2 separate regions of the Mus musculus genome follow, and region 2 is linked to region 1. Evidence: chromatin loops called from intact Hi-C (ENCODE). Cell type or tissue: heart. All regions are shown on one strand. Each heading gives the region's core, and the rest is flanking DNA. Links, peaks and the distances in the headings are about the cores only.

Evidence for each region. A loop is a pair of places that touch in the nucleus more often than their neighbours do. Peaks named below come from ENCODE experiments on the same cell type or tissue, not always from the same donor. Only the 100,000 strongest peaks of a DNase experiment are listed, where the experiment ranks them.
Region 2: it touches region 1 in a loop (8-fold over the local background); 9 of 42 quality-filtered maps call a loop at or near these places.

Annotation. Positions count from the first base shown.
Region 1 is chr11:89,298,659-89,307,342 of GRCm38, forward strand. Nog (noggin) reads right to left here and starts at 3,901. Exons shown (of 1, transcript NM_008711.2): 1 at 1,980-3,901. The coding sequence starts at 3,362. The coding sequence ends at 2,664. In heart, for the core only: a CTCF peak has its summit at 4,978 (motif pointing left); DNase peaks (open chromatin) are centred at 4,383 and 4,983; H3K4me3 peaks cover 4,667 bases; H3K27ac peaks cover 4,206 bases; H3K27me3 peaks cover 370 bases.
Region 2 is chr11:88,989,918-88,998,601 of GRCm38, forward strand. It overlaps Coil (coilin), which reads left to right. Exons shown (of 7, transcript NM_016706.2): 7 at 751-1,696. The coding sequence ends at 825. Gm11496 (a long non-coding RNA gene) reads right to left here. Exons shown (of 3, transcript XR_388949.3): 2 at 6,485-6,595; 3 at 2,969-3,560. Among named protein-coding and RNA genes, the nearest start is that of Trim25, 5.1 kb to the right of the region's middle. In heart, for the core only: CTCF peaks have their summits at 2,995, 3,856 (motif pointing right) and 7,568 (motif pointing left); DNase peaks (open chromatin) are centred at 3,964 and 6,734.

The DNA.
Region 1 (8,684 bases), core at 413-8,412:
GTGGGGGCGCTGGCCTCCGCGCGCTCTCCGAGTTTTGGCTGCCCGCCCAGCTGGGAATAACTCTCTTCGCATAATTCGCGTGTTTACCAGGCATGAAAATTCTTGCTTTGGGCTCCCCCCCACCCCGACCCAAGCCCCCTCCTCGTCCCTCCTCCCCATCTCCTCCGCCCCTCGCAAGTGAAACTCTGTCTACAAAAATATTGGCCCGGGGCATAGAAAGTTTTGCATAAATTCATAAGTGATGAATGGCTGATTTTTAACGTTATTTGGGTATTTGTCAGAACTTAACAAATATACATGGGGACGGCGGTTCATAAACTTAAACATCTCAATATCCTCTTTCTTCTGGAAATAAATTACGTTTGTTTGCCCGGCTTGGAGTCTTAAGGTAGCCGACATTAGGAATATTTTAAAAGCCATCATCCATCGAGCATGTCTCCCAGGCGCCAGAAAGATTAAATGAAAGAATCATAAGATGGAGGTCTTTAACTTTTAATCCTTTTACAATGAAGCCTCAGATAGTCGCGGGGGCAGGGTGCCCTCTCTGGGGGAATAATGCCGTTATTCCTCGGCTCCCAGTTAATGAATACCCTAACGTCTGTCCCACGGCTGACGGAGGCAGCGCCGGGGAGGGGGCTCCGGCTCCCGGGCCAGGCTATTGAAATGAGGAGCCACCGAGGCTGCGTCGGGAGGGAAGAAAGCGCCGGGCTGGAGGGACAGGGAGGGCGGGGCCCGGGGCATTGAGACTGAGCTGGGGACTCGGCGCAGGTTTGAAATAATTAGCATAGATTCGCTGCGACTCCGGGGGGGGGGGCAGCTCGGGGGGGGGGGGAGGAGAGGCAGAGGACAGGAGGCTTGGAGGGAGGCGCGACGAGGTGGCAAGGGGGTGGGGAAGGGAGCAAAGGAGAGCGACTGTGGAGTCCAAGATAAATAAAAGGAGCGGGGAGCGGTGTCAGGAAGCCGGCCCACGTGGAGCTGAGTGGATGACGGCCACTGGGGATTGAGGTGAAGAGATGCACGGGAGAGTCTAGAGCCGGTTCCAAGAAAATGAATTTTTAAGGGTGGGGTACAGTGATATTCACCCGAACCTTTAAGGGGTAACTTTGCATCTGTCCTAAAGAGCAAAAATCCCATTTTGATTTCCCCTCCCTTCTCAACCCCAAGTGGAGTAAATGTCCAGGGAAGGGGGGTGTCATGTCCCTCTCCTCAGTGCAGGTCCCAGAGTTGGTGATTTGTACCCAGATTCACACACCTCTGAAATTTGGGACCTCAGTCTTCCTTAGGTCCTGGAAGAGGCCCATGTGAGTGTCAAATATCCAAATTATCTCTCCCTAGTCAGTTGTGGGTCTGGGACGTGGGGGCTCCAGACCTGCAGGATCCCTGAGGTTGTATGTAGTTGAATTCAAGGGGTCACTTTAGCCGTAACCACCATAGTTTCTGGGCGTGCAAAGGGTTAACAAGGGCTGGATATTGTGGTGGGGGTGCAAGGAGGGAGGGGTGGCTGGATCTGGGTGGGCGCGCTCTGACACCCCCCCCCATTCCTCGGGGGTCAAGTTTCAGCGGCACTCCGCCCCCAGGGAAGGTGTGAAAGACACGTGTCCCCATTGTGAAGGGCCTGTCAGCCTGGACAAAGCAGCCGCCCCCTCCCTCCCGCCCTCATCGGCCCAGCCCGGGGTCAGCTCCAGGGGGCCGGCTGGGTGTCGAGGTCACTATAGGCCTGAGCTTTCGTGTCACCGGGGAGGGTACCCTTGGAGACTCTGCAGAAAGCCACATGATACTTAAAAGATGGGGTTTGAGAATAACACCCCCCCCCCCCCGCCCCGGCACACACACTGAAAATTTTACAGTCACCTTCATCACCCCACAAGGGGGGGGGGAGTACGAACGGATGAGCATGTCTCCCAATAGGCGTAGTAAGCTCGGCGACACCCACCCCCCCATCAATCACCAACACAAGTGAATCACAGTGTAGAGCCCAGTCGGTTTTAGTGGTTTTCTTTAATCCTGTTCTGCACTTCTTCCTTATTTACTACACGGGATATTATAAAGAATAAATAGCAGATACTCTTAATTTACAATGATTAGTCATTCCATTTGTTCTCTATATTTACAATAACTGTAAAATAACATTGAACTCTATAACTTCTTCGAGGTCTAAGGAAAATCAAAACACTTTCCGAAGAATGGAAAATAGCTTTTTTTTAAAAAAAAAGTCCTTCTACAAAAGTTCCCCCTCTCTTTGTACTTTTAAGAAAAAATAACTTTTCCCCCCTGCTTCGCCATGCGAAGGGTACTGGGATATAAATAGCAGGTTAACATTATTACCAACAACCAGAATAAGTCTCTCTTTTCTCTGCTCTTTTTTCCTTTTGCTTGCCTTTTTAAAATACAGTAGAAGCCGGGTAACTTTTGACGTATAATACTGACCTTTTAATAAGTAAATTAAAACTGGGACCGTATATACACACACATATACATTCCTACACAGTTAAACAGTGCATTACAGGAACCAGAAAGCCAGGTCTCTGTAGCCAAGAAGAAAAAAAGTTCATTGAAAACCCTCGCTAGAGGGTGGTGAAACTGGTTGGAGGTGGTGGGGGTAGGGGGGGCGTTGGTGGGGATCCATCAAGTGTCTGGGCGCGGGCAGGGGGCCCCCCCGAGTTCTAGCAGGAACACTTACACTCGGAAATGATGGGGTACTGGATGGGAATCCAGCCGCAGCGCTGACCCCCGCGCCGCTGACAGCGCCACCGCAGCACCGTGAGGTGCACAGACTTGGATGGCTTACACACCATGCCCTCGGGCACAGAGCAGGAGCGCTTGCTGAAGCAGCTGCCCACCTTCACGTAGCGTGGCCAAAAGCGGCTGCCTAGGTCATTCCACGCGTACAGCACCGGGCAGAAGGTCTGTGACCACAGCCACATCTGTAACTTCCTCCTCAGCTTCTTGCTCAGGCGCTGTTTCTTGCCTTGGGCCAAGCCCTCGGAGAACTCCAGCCCTTTGATCTCGCTCGGCATGGCCCCCGACGGCCGCTGCCGCAGCAGCTGGTCCAGCTCCGCCAGGTCCTCGGCACCTCCAGCCGGTCCCCCGCCCCCTCCGGGTCGGTCCTCAGGGGGCGAAGTAGCCATAAAGCCCGGGTCGTAGTGGCCCCCGAGCAGCGAGCGCAGCAGCGTCTCGTTCAGATCCTTCTCCTTAGGGTCAAAGATAGGGTCTGGATGTTCGATGAGGTCCACCAGGGGCAGGTTGTCGCTGGGTGCTGGGCGGATGTGTAGATAGTGCTGGCCGCCGGCTGGTGCTGCCCGCAGCCCCAGGACCACCACCAGGGCGTAGAGGGTGACCCCCAGGCTGGGGCAGCGCTCCATGCCTCCCGCGCGCGCCCCGGGGCTGCCTCTTCGTCCCGCGTCCCCGGAGGAGAGCACGCCGAGTCCGCGGCGCTGCCGTGCTCCCCGGTCCCTCCGGAGGTGGCTCACCCGAGGCTGAGCAGGCGCAGGGCAGGCAGCATGAGCCGCGAGGAGAGCCGTTCGCGCAGCGCCGGCTCCCGCCGCGGCGCAGAAGACGCGCACGAGTTGGTCGCAATTCCCCCCCGCCGCTCTACTTGGGAAGGCGGCCGCGGTCGGGCATCCGAGATTACTCCAGCGCGACCGTGGGGCGCTGGGGGCGCCGGCTCCTCGCTGTTCTCCCGGGCTGCCGGCGGCGCAGGGCGCGTGGACGAGCCTTTTCCCTCCTCCTCCTCCGGTCGCTCGGCGTCTTGTTTCTCTGTGCGGAGCCTCCGGTAGAGCGGGTCCTGGGCCACTTCTCTCTGCCTGCTCCGGGCAGCGCAGCCGGCTCTGCCCGGCGGACTCCAGCGGCGGTGGCGGCGGTGGCGGCGGCGGCGTCCGCGCACGTTGGCACCGGTTTGTCTGTCTCGCAGGGTCCAAGCCTTTAAATTTCCTGCACTTTCAGCTCCATCACCATGGAAACCACTGACTCTCTCTCCGCGTTGCCCCCTCCCCCTTCTTCCCCCCAAACAACAACCCCACCCCCAACTCCTCCACCCGCGAGGAGCCGGAGACGCACGGGCTCGGGGGGAAAGCGACTGCACTGGTCGCCGCGGCGGCGGCGGCGGCGGCGGCTCCGGCAGCGCCCAGGACTGTGCCCCGCCGGACCCAGATGCCCCGGGAAGCCGACAGTCAGGCTGCCCGCCGGAGCTCACAGGCGGCGGCGGCGCGGCAGCGGCGGTGGCGGCGGCGGCGGTGGCGCTTGGCAGGTCTCCGCGCAATTTTCTCTCCCCCCCCCAACCCCCGCCCCGGTTCTCCTCCTCCTACAAAATGCACCGCCCCCCTCCTTTCTCCTGGAGCAATGCAATGGGGCTCTAGGCGCCCCGCCAGGGCCAGTCCCGGGGAAAGCTCGTGGCGGCGCTGGAGCCAGGCTGGAGGGTGCAGGGCTGGAGTTGAGGGGTGTGGGGTTGTCGAGGTGGGGCTGGGGGACTCTCACTAGCTGAGTGATTTGTACCGGGAGGGGAGCAGCAGGGAGATGCCGGGGGCCCGGTTTCCAGTGCAGTTCCTAGCAAGAAATTTCTCCATGTGCATGGAGCATTTTCCCGGGTGCGTGTCTTTTTTACACTCTCTCTCTCTCTCTCTCTCTCTCTCTCTCTCTCTCTCTCTCTCTCTCTCTCTCTCTCTCTCTCGGGCTTGGGGTAAGTCCCCTCCCCCCAACACACACACACACACACACACACACACACACACACACACACACACACACACACACACACACCAAGAGCCGCAGCGTTGCGCAGCGTGATGTAATTTCTAGGTAGCACCCCTTCTCTGCCCCTCAGATCCACGAAGCGGGGAGTCGGGGGTCTTCTCACCCTCCTCCTTCGCCTAGTCCTACCGGGTGAGTGGCGGGGAGATAGAGGTACATCCTCCTAGCCTGTGGCTCTCCTAATCTTCGCTGCTTGGTACAACTAGCTCTCACCTCCCTGGGGGCGGCGCGCCCTCTGCTGGCCCTTTGTGATCCCTGCATTTAGTTCTGGCTGGTGTGTGTGTGTGTGTGTGTGTGTGCGCATCTGTGCCATATTTACACACTGACAGGCACTTTATGCTTTTGAATGCTTTCTCATAGATCTCCAGACTTAGTGTAAACAAAGATCCTGAGATTTTCCTCCAAGGTACTTCGATTTCACAAGTACACAGGTTTGCATCATCTGGCTGGGGCAAACAGCCTCAGTGGGCAGAGAGTGGTGACTAGAAAAGGAAATGTATACTAGAAATAAGGTACCCTAGTTCTGGATGCTGTCCACTCTGGCACATCTATGTAGACCTTGGGTAAGTCGCTTGGGTGGCACTCTAAACTTTAGTTTTTGGATTAGTGACCTAAGTTCCCCCCCCCCCCCAACCATCTTATAGTTCTAACAACTGAGTTAGGTCACTAATCCAAATTCAGCCCAGCAAAGGGACACTGCTTATTGAAAAGAAGGAATAAACCCTTTGATGAGAAATGGGAACTGTTTTCCTTTGGAGGAAGAGCTGGGTCAAGACCGAGCTCAGAGTCCTTTATGATGGTGACGTGATCCCATCTGGATAGGGGTGGAGGAGAGATATCTGGAGTGAATGTCCTGGAATTCACCAGGAGTGGGAGTTAGGCATTCCCAGTGTCACAGCCTCAAACACACTAGAAGGTCTAGTGTGTTTGGTCAAACAAAACTAGAAGGTCAAACAAAACTAGAAGGTCTAGTTTTCCTTCTAGTCCCCTAAGGGGGGAAAGCACTGCATTGTATGACTTTTCTGCAAGACCTCAGCCATAGAGAGAGATGCCCAGTTTCAGGTGTGAACACTTCCCACAGCTGTAATGACTAGACAAGTAGAATTAGACTCTCTGGGTTCTGTCTATAACAAGGTCTTGCTTTGGTCACCACTGGAGAAAAAAGTGACCTACTGGGATCAGTGTGGTCCCTGCATATGGGAGGCTGGGGAGAGGGGATTATGAGTTCAAGGCCAGCCTGAGTTGCACAGTGAGTTCTAGGACACCCTCAAGAACAAATAGGAACAATTTAGGAACAATCATTGTTTTTTAAAAATTGGTCTAGGTCTTAGGGTTAGAGAGGTGACTCAGTGGTAAAGGGCACCGACTGTTTCGCAGAGGACCAGGGTTCTTTTCCCAGCATGGTGGCTCACAGCCATCCTTAACTCCAGTTCTAGGACATCTGATGGCCTTTTCTGACCTCTGTGGGCACCAAGCATGCAAGTGTTACACAGACTTGTATGCAGGCAAAAGCCTCACACATAAAATAAAATCAATAAATCTAATTTTAAAAATTAAAAAAGTAGTCTGGTTTGCACATAATCTGAGACGGTCTCCCAGACTTTGCTTTTTGATATGTTTTATGGTGGTTTGGCATTCGTTTGCTGTCTCATGAAGATTAAATGTTCCAGAGCAATTTTGTCACTGCTGAGAATCAACTAAGAGAAAAAAATTTTTTTCCTGGTAAAGACTTGAGGAGATAAACTCCAGCCCAGCTCTCCCGAGACAGGGTTAAGTTCTAGCTATTGCTCACTTACTGTGCGATGTTTTTTCTTTCGTTTTTCCTTCAAATCACCTGTGGGTTTTTCTTTTAATTGTCAAATTTATTACTATTTTAAATTTATTACTATTTTATTGTATGTGTATGAGAGTTTTGCCTGCATGCATATCTGTTTACCACATGTGCCTATAGAGGCCATGTGCCCCTGGAACATGAGGCACAGACAGTTGTGAGCCACCATCATCATCCAGATGAGTCCTGGGAGTTGAACCCAGGACCTCTGGAAGAGTAGCTAAAGCTCCTAACCACTCAGCCGTCTAGCTCTCCAGCCCCTGATCACCTGTTTTTGTTTAAAAGCCAACCTAGAGCCTTCTGCCCTTTATGTAGGCTGGATAGATCCGACTGAACAGCATAGGAAGAATGGGAACCCATGCATACTTGATGATGGCTCAGTGACTTATTCATGGAGATCAGAGGGAAACGCATGTCTCCATGCGAGTGTTAGACAGTGCAGAGCTGACCCCACCCTGCAGCCAAGCCTTCTGCAGTCCCCAGAGGGGAGAGATGACAAGCATAGGAAGGAAGTACTCAAAGGACATTGGAACAATCCGTAGATCACTATAAAGCTGTCAAAATTGGTTTCCTTAAGCTGTGCTCCCTTTTGATACACTTAACACTTTCTGCTGGTCTTTAAGTGTTGTCTGGAATTTTAGGATACACTGTGACAAACTAAAAGAGTATTAGAGCTATTATTATACATACACAGTATTGGGTTCTCAAATTATTGGGTTCTCGAACCACAAGCCGAGTTGGGAAATGCCACATTTGGGGAGGCTACAGCCCCACTCCACTCTACAATGGGGAGCAGCCTCATATATTCAGGTACCAAGGAACACTGGGTTATTGCTCTGAGAGACTAGACTGAGCAATATCTTAATGATAGAATGGAAATTTAGCTAATCTTTTTTTTTTTTTTTTTTTTTTTTTGGTTTTTCGAGACAGGGTTTCTCTGTGTAGCCCTGGCTGTCCTGGAACTCACTCTGTAGACCAGGCTGGCCTCGAACTCAGAAATCCACCTGCCTCTGCCTCCCAAGTGCTGGGATTAAAAGCGTGCGCCACCACGCATGGCTCAAATTTAGCCAATTTATCTTGATGTAGGATAGTGGTGTATCCATCTGATGAGGGAGAGGAGGATGCTTCAGACATAGGATGTGAGTTTGAAAGAAAAAAGAAGCACACTAGATGAGGGATAGCCAAAGGACCTTGGGGCATGCTGAATGGAGGAAGAGCTACATCTCTGGTGGTTCAACACAAAAAGATAACTTCTGTACTGAGTGGAGTGAGGTTGGAGTCCTGGCCCTGCCACTCATCAGCAATGTGACCTTTACACCAGCCAGCTTCTTTCTCATCTGTGACGTGAGGATACTGCACACCTGATGGAATGGTAGCATCTAAAGAGGGCAAAGGATCTCTCATCAAGCATGGCGCTTAGGGTTGGGCATGCACCGAGTGGTATTTTGTTTGGAGAGCTCTGATGCCCTCAGTTGGCCAGCTACCTCTAGTTGGAGCAAGAGAGGGCTGAAGGTATGGGAGGGCTGATGGAAGTTAATGCCAGCACCTGGCTCTGAGTGTGTATGGTTGAGCTGTCCCTTCGGAACTGTCAGCCTTCAGGAGTAAAGTCATTAGAAGTTCTTGGGCTATTCCATAGGTGGGATGTGTACGCAGGGGTTGTGGTCCTTACTAGCTTTTATAGGAAGTTCAATCATCAGTTACAATGTGGGTCAGCCTTGGCAGTCCCCATGGCAGGTGTATGTCCCACAAAATATTCCTGGCACAGAACTGAAAGATTCTTTCGAACAATTGCTTGAGCAGGTCCATGTTCCAGCAAGAGGAGCCTGGAGGGATTCTATGAATATACTTTTAAAATTTTTCATTTGGTCTTGAAAGAGAAGGCCTGAGGCGGGTGTGGAACACCCCGCTCAGTGGACATAGGATGTCTGAAAATCTGCTGTGTGACCTTCAGTGAATCTCTTTACTTCTCTCGGGGACTCTTTGATACCAAAAAGTCAGAGGGCTACGAGATGCCATAAGGAGAAGGCATGAGAAGAGCCATCTTTTATGGCTGGCACCATCCTAGGCATAGGACAATCACCACTTTTAGATGCTGCCCCACTAAGTG
Region 2 (8,684 bases), core at 506-8,505, 310 kb before region 1:
AACATAGGCTGGAGAGATGGCTCAGTGGTTAAGAGCACTGACTGCTCCTCCAGAGGACCTGCGTTCAATTCCCAGCAACCTGGTGGCTCACAACCATCTGCAATGGGGATCTGATGCCCTCTTCTGGTGTGTCTGAAGACAGCTACAGTGTACTTACATGAAATAAATAAATAAATCTTAAAAAAAAAAAAAAAAAAAAAAGAGGGCTGGAGAGATGGCTCAGCGGTTAAGAGCACTGACTGCTCTTCTGAAGGTCCTGAGTTCAAATCCCAGCAACCACATGGTGGCTCACAACCATCCGTAATGAGATCTGGTGCCCTCCTCTGGTGTCTGAAGACAGCTACAGTGTACTTACATGTAATAAATAAATAAATTTTTTTAAAAAAAGAAAAGAAATATGTTTAACATAAAAGTTGATGCATTTCAAGTGATTAAACTCAACCGGGCAGTGGTGGCGCACGCCTTTATTCCCAGCACTCAGGAGGCAGAGGCAGGCGGATTTCTGAGTTCGAGGCCAGCCTGGTCTACAAAGTGAGTCCCAGGACAGCCAGGGCTACACAGAGAAACCCTGTATCCAAAAACAAAACAAAACAAAACAAAACAAAAGTGATTAAACTCAGTTTTATTAGCTTTGAAAGTATTTTCATTATCTAACCATTCTTCACAGAAACTTGCTTAACTAATCTATAGATTTTAGCTTACGTGGAGTCAAGAATGAATTAAGTGTGGTGTTTTGTCTTTTTCCCTTAGATCACCGTGCTCTGGAGAGAGTTGATCGATCCGAGGCTGATCATTGACTCTTCAGGTAGCATCTCGAGTACATAAGGTGTCTGGATCTGACCTCTGGCCTCGCCACCCCGCGCTCCGTAACCGCATTGTTTGGGACCATGGGTATAGCCTGAAGATTTTAAAAAGAAGACTAAATGTTGTGTAGACTTTCTGTTTCTCTTCACTTTACCATATTAGGAAAAAAAGATCTACCTCATCATTTAGAGTAACAAAGTTGTTAGTTTATAGATCCTTATTTCCTTCTGGCTAAATTCAGTAACCCACTTGAAAACCTGGGTGCTGACCAAAATGGCGGTGTGCTAGGCTCCTTCACACCTGTTTGGCTACCAGTAGCAATCGTCCGTAGGAGTTTACAGTACCACACACAAGAATGTGCTGTGCATCTTGCTTTGTTTCTTTTAAGTCACATTGTAAAGTACTAAGGCATGTTTCTTGACTTAATTTTTGACATGTGAGCTGTTCTGTGAAGCATAGAGCATCTCGCCCATTCCACAGTTTCTCCCTGCTCTCCTCAGGAGTTAGTGGGGTTGGATTTGTCAGAGGTGATGAGTTAAAGAGTCCTTTCACACTTTCCAGATGTGAAACACAGGACTCCTAGGAGCCCGCGCAGCCCGCAGTGGGGAGGCATCCTTGTTGTATTGTGTGGAGGAGCGCTGGCCTCCCACTGCCAGAAGGCTGGGCGTGAGCCTCAGACCAGGCTGGGGCAAGGGGCCTTGCTGCACAATGCAAGGAACTTGGGCTCCTCATAACTGAAGAGAGGATCTTAAACAGAAATTTCCTTTTCTGTTGTTTTCTTCAGCATGAAGCTAAAGGCTGAATATAAACTGCAAAATTGCTTTCTTTGAACGAAAAATCAGATTCCTCCTTCAACCTTGCAAATTTTTAAATAAAATCATATCAAACTCAATGTCCACTCTGAGTTATGTTTTCGTTCTGCCAATAGTTAACTTGGTTCATAATCATGTTCATAACAAGGAGGCTTGCTTTGCACCTGGGAGGCTAACACAGGAGGTTTACGAGTTCAGGGACAGCCTGGGCTACATCGTGAAACAGTATCTCAAAAAAAAAAAAAAAGATATATATATATATATATATATATATGTGTGTGTGTGTGTGTGTGTGTGTGTGTGTATGGGGGGGTAGAGAGATATGGCTCAGTGGTTAAAAGCACTGACTACTCTTCCAGAGGTCCTGAGTTCAAATCCCAGCAACCACATGGTGGCTTATAACCATCCGTAATGATATCTGATGCCCTCTTCTGGTGTGTCTGTCTGAAGACAGCTACAGTCTACTTACATATAATAATAAATAATCTTTAGCCTGGCGTGGTGGCGCACGCCTTTAATCCCAGCACTCGGGAGGCAGTGGCAGGCGGATTTCTGAGTTTGAGGCTAGCCTGGTCTACAAACTGAGTTCCAGGACAACCAGGGCTGTACAGAGAAACCCTGTCTAAAACAAACAAACAAACAAAGATAATAAAAACCTCTAGGGCTCATTTGCAGCTCTGAAAAAGGCAAGCATTTAGAAAAATACGTGTATCGTGTCCAGTGAATTAAAATTTGTTTTATGGAACTTTGGCTTTATTTATGTACACAGCCATGTGTTGACTGGGTTTCTTCCCCTATGAAGAAGTATTTGTGTATTTCTTTATAAAGGGCTGGAATGGGCTCAGTGGTTAAGAACACATTCTGCATTTACAGAGGACATGAGTTCAAGTCCTGACATCTCTGATGCCTTGAGCACCTGCCCCATGAGTGTATCCCCACCACCCAGACATAAACATCATTACATTAATAAATTCTGACACAGTGTCTAATTCATGAGCTCTGGCTAGCCTGGAACTCCTTGCTGTGTAAACCAAACTGGCCTCAAGCTCATGGAGATTTGCTTGCCTGTGTCGCAGCCTCCTGAGTGTAAGCCACCATACCGGTTGAAATAAAAATTTTAAAATCTATAAACAGAAAAAGCAGAGTGGAGACTTCTGACCTTTTTATGAATACACACAGACACACCCCCAGTCACTTTTTATGATAAATGAAATTATTTCTCAAATAAAAATAGGAAAAATACTAGCATGTCAAGATAGCAGCCACATGGTAAAATGTGTATTAATATAAAGAAATGGACACATGCATTGAAAAACATAAAAGGTACATAAGAACAAATTAAAAATCTGATCTTTTTTTAAAATTTTTTTAAGATTTATTTATTTATTTATTTATTATATGTAAGTACACTGTAGCTGTCTTCAGACACTCCAGAAGAGGGCGTCAGATCTTGTTACAGATGGTTGTGAGCCACCATGTGGTTGCTGGGATTTGAACTCTGGACCTTCCGAAGAGCAGTCGGGTGCTCTTACCCACTGAGACATCTCACCAGCCCCTGATCTTTTTTTAATGTGTATGGATATATGTCTGTGCATGGGTGTGTGCATGGGTGGTGCCCACAGAGGCCAGAAGAGGACACCATAGCTCTTGGAGTAACAGACAACAGAGCTGCCATGTGAGTGCTGAGAATCGGAACTCCATGTTCTCTGCAGGAGCAACAAGTGCTCTTAACCACCAAGCCAAGCCGACTCCTCAGCTCCACATTCAGAACGTTGTTTCAGCAGCGGGAGAGCTTGGATTCATGGGGCTGGAGAGATGGCTCAAAGGTGCAGCTGTCAAAAGCATGTGACTCCAGTCCCAGGGACTCCAGTGCCCTATTCTAATCCCACAGGCGTACACGGGCACAGGTGCATACAGGCATGATGGTCATTAGGCATAACAAATCTAAAAAAGAAAAAAATGTTAAAAGAAATGTAATTGACAATTCAAAGCTTTATCTTAGAGAAAATTCCTGATGAAGAAGGGTTCATGAGGCTGCGAAGAAGCACAAGATCTTTCAGAGCGCAGGACATTCTCAGTTTCCTTTATGAAAGTGACCTGACCTAGACTGCACTGCCTGACCTAGATATCTTCATTAGTGTATAGAGCATTGTCTCTCAGGAGCACAGTAAGCTTGTGTTTCTCTGACATTTAGCATCCAGCACGCGTGTGGTAAATGTGGTAAAGGTTTGTGTCCACATGGTGGCACTCTCGAGAGGTGGAACCCTTTGAAGGCCTGAGTGTTACTCACGGAGGAAGGGTGTAGCTTCCTCTAGCCTTGAGTAGGCTGGCTTTGACCTAGCCACTGAGTATGAGACCACCTGGGGTGGAGCCTTCCAACTTATAAGGCTCTATTGTTCTGTCACCTGCTGCTGCTCTTCTCTAAGACACTGGTACCTGCTGGGAGGCCCTTGAGATATTCCGGAGACAGCATCCAGTAGATCTACCTACAGGCTGGCGACAGGCACCAAGAATGGATTGGCGGGGGATGGGCCTCCCCCCTTTATAAGCACAGACTTTTAGTAAACTTTGTGGGGGCCTTGAACAGAAACATGTCGTGGCCTCCATCATTTCTCTCGCCGTTTCCTTCCATACAGCTCCAGCCTCCCACTCAGGAATCCAGTTAGTGTGGCTGCAGGCAGCTACAGGTGGTTACAGGAGGGTACCCCATACTGACAGGCTTCCAGAGGCGTGGTGAGGTTTTGCTCGGCCAGGCATGCCTGCTACTATGTGCTTCTGCAGGACAGACTGGAAGGAAGGCGACCAATTGATCATAAAGTAGCACCCCAAAAAAGTCAGGGTTCACCCTTTCCTGTTACTCTGTCATCCCTGGTATTCATCATCATCATGAGATGCTGACTAACATAATCTCTGTAAAAAAAGAGCAATTCCTGACTGTGGTTATAACTCAATCTCGTGCTTGCCTAAAACACACAAAACCCTAGGTTTGATCCCCAACGTTACACAAATTGAGTGTGGTGGCACATGCCTATAGTTAGTACTTTGGAGGTGGAGGGGGAAGGGTCAGATGTTCAAGGTCATGCTCAGCTATATAGCATAGTCATTTTGGGCTGCAGGAGACCCCGTTTAAAAAAGGAAAAAAAAAAGAGGAAGAGGAAAAAGAAAGAAAAAAAGGAGGGTAAGCCTCCAGGATGGGTCATCAGATGAAGGCGATTGTAGCCAAGGCTGACAGCCTGAGTTCTGTCCACGGAATCCACATTGGAAAGGAATCGTCTTCCTCAGGTTCTCCTCTCACCTTTACATGGACACACACTCGCGAGCACACACAGACACACACACACAGACACACACACACACACACACACACAATTTAATTTGTTTGTTTGTTTGTTTTTCGAGACAGGGTTTCTCTGTGTATCCCTGGCTGTCCTGGAACTCACTTTGTAGACCAGGCTGGTCTCGAACTCAGAAATCGGCCTGCCTCTGCCTCCCAAGTGCTGGGATTAAACAAATACCACCATGCCCGGCACAATATAATTTTAAAAATGAAGCTGGGAGGTGGTGGCGCACGCCTTTAATCCCAGCACTTGGGAGGCAGAGGCAGGCGGATTTCTGAGTTCGAGGCCAGCCTGGTCTACAGAGTGAGTTCCAGGACAGCCAGGGCTATACAGAGAAGCCCTGTCTTGAAAAACCAAAATAAATAAATAAATGTTAAGAAAAATGAGCAAATCAAATCCAGCAATATATAAAATGATAATACACATGCCCTTTGGTTGTCCCAGGAGGTTGGGAGTACATTCCATTCATACAGTGGGGATGCTAGCCAAATAAGGCAGAAAAGCCCTCCGGATCAGTGCTGATTAAACCAACGAGAGTTTCTCCATCAAAACACGATCGTAGTATGGGAATAAAAAGAGAAGCTTCTTAGATGTCTTTACATTTATTTTATGGTTAGGAATAACCTTGGCAGAAGCCGGAGGAATTTGAGGTTAGTCTGGGCTATATAATGAGGATCTTTTTCAAAATCTGGAGACAGTAGGAGATTGTTTTTAAATGTTTCCAGGCATAGATATGACAGCACATTTAAAAACAACAACAACAACAACCAAACAAAATTAAAAAACAAAAAAACAAACAGCCTGAGCTAAGAGACCTAGATTCTGGGACCTTCTCCCATCTGGAGCTCAGGCTGAGTCTGTTACAAGCCTATTGCATAGTGGGTCTTTGGTCATTTGAGCCTACACACAGTAGGCCTCTGGCTCCCCCACCCCCACCCTTAACCTTTGATCTGCACACATTCCTGCACTAAGCTACATCCCCAGCCTCTCTGGCTCTCTCTCAGCTGAGGATCAGCATCCTTCACAAGGGTGTGTTGGAACTATAGCTCAAGTTTAATGAGGGCTGCCCCGATGGATGGGAATAATCGGTGTTATATTTACAGGTAAATGAGGCTTGTTCCTCCACCTACTTTTCCTATCCTCTAGACTCAGAGCAGGAATCCTATTATGATTGCCAGCCATCACCTGGATCAGGCCAGGTATTTAGTCCTCTCTTGACCAACCAGGTCCCATTTGGCTGTGCAACATTGCTGGACGGAAGATATCAGCTATATCAAAAAACAAACACACCCTGCCAGCCGATCCCTGGTCTCCCATCAGCGGATCCCAGTAAAGGTTATGGGCCATCCTGCGCATTACCACCTGCCATGTGTGTATATAAACTAAAAGGTGGGGGAGATGTGTGGGGCTCCGGGCTTCACAGATGAGAAACCCATGCCTCCCGGGACACTCTACTTCAATGATCTCTGTATTAGAAGGCAGATCTGTTTGCCTCAGACTCCTTCAGCTCTTGCTCTGTAGCACACCTACCGTGTAATAGGTCTTTGTGACTATCTCCCCCTTGGAATTTGATAAACACGGAGCGTGCTCGGCTCTCCAAATGATCGTCATTGTCCAACCAGCCTTTCTCAACGATTCAGCCTAGAAAGAGAATTCCACATTTCCCCTTGAGTCACCAGACTCCTCCACCCACGATAATTAGGTTAGAGGTGGATTCTATACTGTTCATTTCCTGGAAACTGTCTCCTCCCTCCCTTGGCAGGCAGACAGGCAGGCAGCATTTTGTAGTAGGAAATACTTGCCTTCTGGAACCAGATAGGGCGTGTGCCAGCATCCATTGTCTTGGCTGGATTGCTTGGCTTCTCTAAGCCTTTTTGTTTCTTTTTTCTCTGTAAAGTGGGATGGTTTTATCTACTTCACAGGTTGTGGTAAGGACTCCCAGCCTTCCACCCCAGCAGAATGTTTTCTTCTTTTTCCATGCAGACAACTACCACCACCAAAATACGAACCAGAATAGATGGGATGATAAGTCTTGTGGAAACAGAAGTCCATGTGATGAAACTTAGGGGAACCAGCGCTTAGGATGTTATGCTGGGCAGCCCCAAGCTCATCCCAGCTCCTTTGTAACAGTATCCTGACCTTCACAATAAAAATGGATGTAGGATGCCCCTCTTAGGGCTTCGTAAAGGTGTCTTGGTAATATTCTCCATTTGTTTGGCACACAGTAGGTGCCTCATAAACAATGGCTATTAGATACTATGAGATATTTACCTTGTCCTTTTGGCTGCTTAACATTGTCATCCAAGGTAAACTCCCATAATCCCTCAAGGAGCTTCTTTCCCACAGTGGAATTTCCCATCAGACACTCGGATTCTCCTGTCCACCCTTCTGTTCTGCACTCAGCCCAGATTGCAGGACTGCCTTACAGAACTAAAAACAATGTAAGCCTAAATGAATGATTTTGAAAAAAAAAAATTGAAGCTTCAATATTGTGTGTGAAGGGGGCTGTCGAGATGGCTCAGTGGTTAATAGCGCCAACTGCTCTTCTGAAGGTCCCAAGTTCAAATCCCAGCAACCACATGGTGGCTCACAACTATCCGTAATGAGATCTGGCGCCCTCTTCTGGAGTGTCTGAGGACAGCTACAGTGTACTTACATATAATAAATAAATAAATCTTTTTAAAAAAATTGTGTGTGAAGGCTGGAGAGATGACTCAGCAGTTAAGAGCACTGACTGCTCTTCCAGAGGTCCTGAGTTCAATTCCCAGCAACCACATGGTGGCTCACAACCATCCGTAATGGGATATAATACCCCTCTTATGGTTTGTCTGAAGACAGCTACAATGTACATAATATAAATAAATCTTTTTTTAAAAAATACTGTATGTGCACATATAAGAGAGAAAACATTTGTTAAATTTGGGAGTCCCCAAATCCCAAGTGAGTAAAAATTTCTCTTTTTTTTTTTTTCAGTATTGAAAATTGCTAGGCAAAGGACTTTACCACCAAGCTATATTCCCAGACCCTTATTACTTAAGTGAGGGTAGGGTGGGTTCTATGTAGCCCAGGCTGGCCTTGAATTTGAGTTCCTCCTGCTTCAGTCTCCCCAGAGAGAGTTCTGGGATAATAGGTGTGTCCCACCTCACCCAATTTAAAAGTATTATAACCAATCTGGCTTAGATGAAGAAATTCTTAAGAGACACTTGTGTCTCAATCTGTTACATTATTGAAACAGTGAACCCCAGAGAAATGGGAGTTTCCTTGGAATCTCATGCTGGGAGAGACCAGAGGGAGAATTTGTCTCCTGGGAAAAGATTTCACAGTTAGTACAGCTTGTGGGACAGAACAGCTTACCAAATGAGATTGAATCCCAGACAATGATGGGCCACTGGTAGGCTGGACCAGGTCTGGACTGGCACTTAGATACAAATATTTTTGCCTTCTGTTTTAACTCTGTTCTCACTTCAGAACGGGGAAGGTGGACTTGAGGGGTTTGCTGGGTCTCTTTTTTCTGTTTTCCTCTTTTAAGTAGGCTCATTTAATTGGCTTAAGGACCGGTGGCTGGAGCTGACTTGGGGCAAAAGTTGTGACACCCAACTTTTGTAATATTAGGTTTTGTTGTTGTTGTTTTAAAGATCATCTACCATAAAAGGAACACCAGATCTGAATGGATGACCATAGGGTCCTGCCTTTAGGGCTTGGGAGGAGATTTGTCAGAGCCCACCATCAG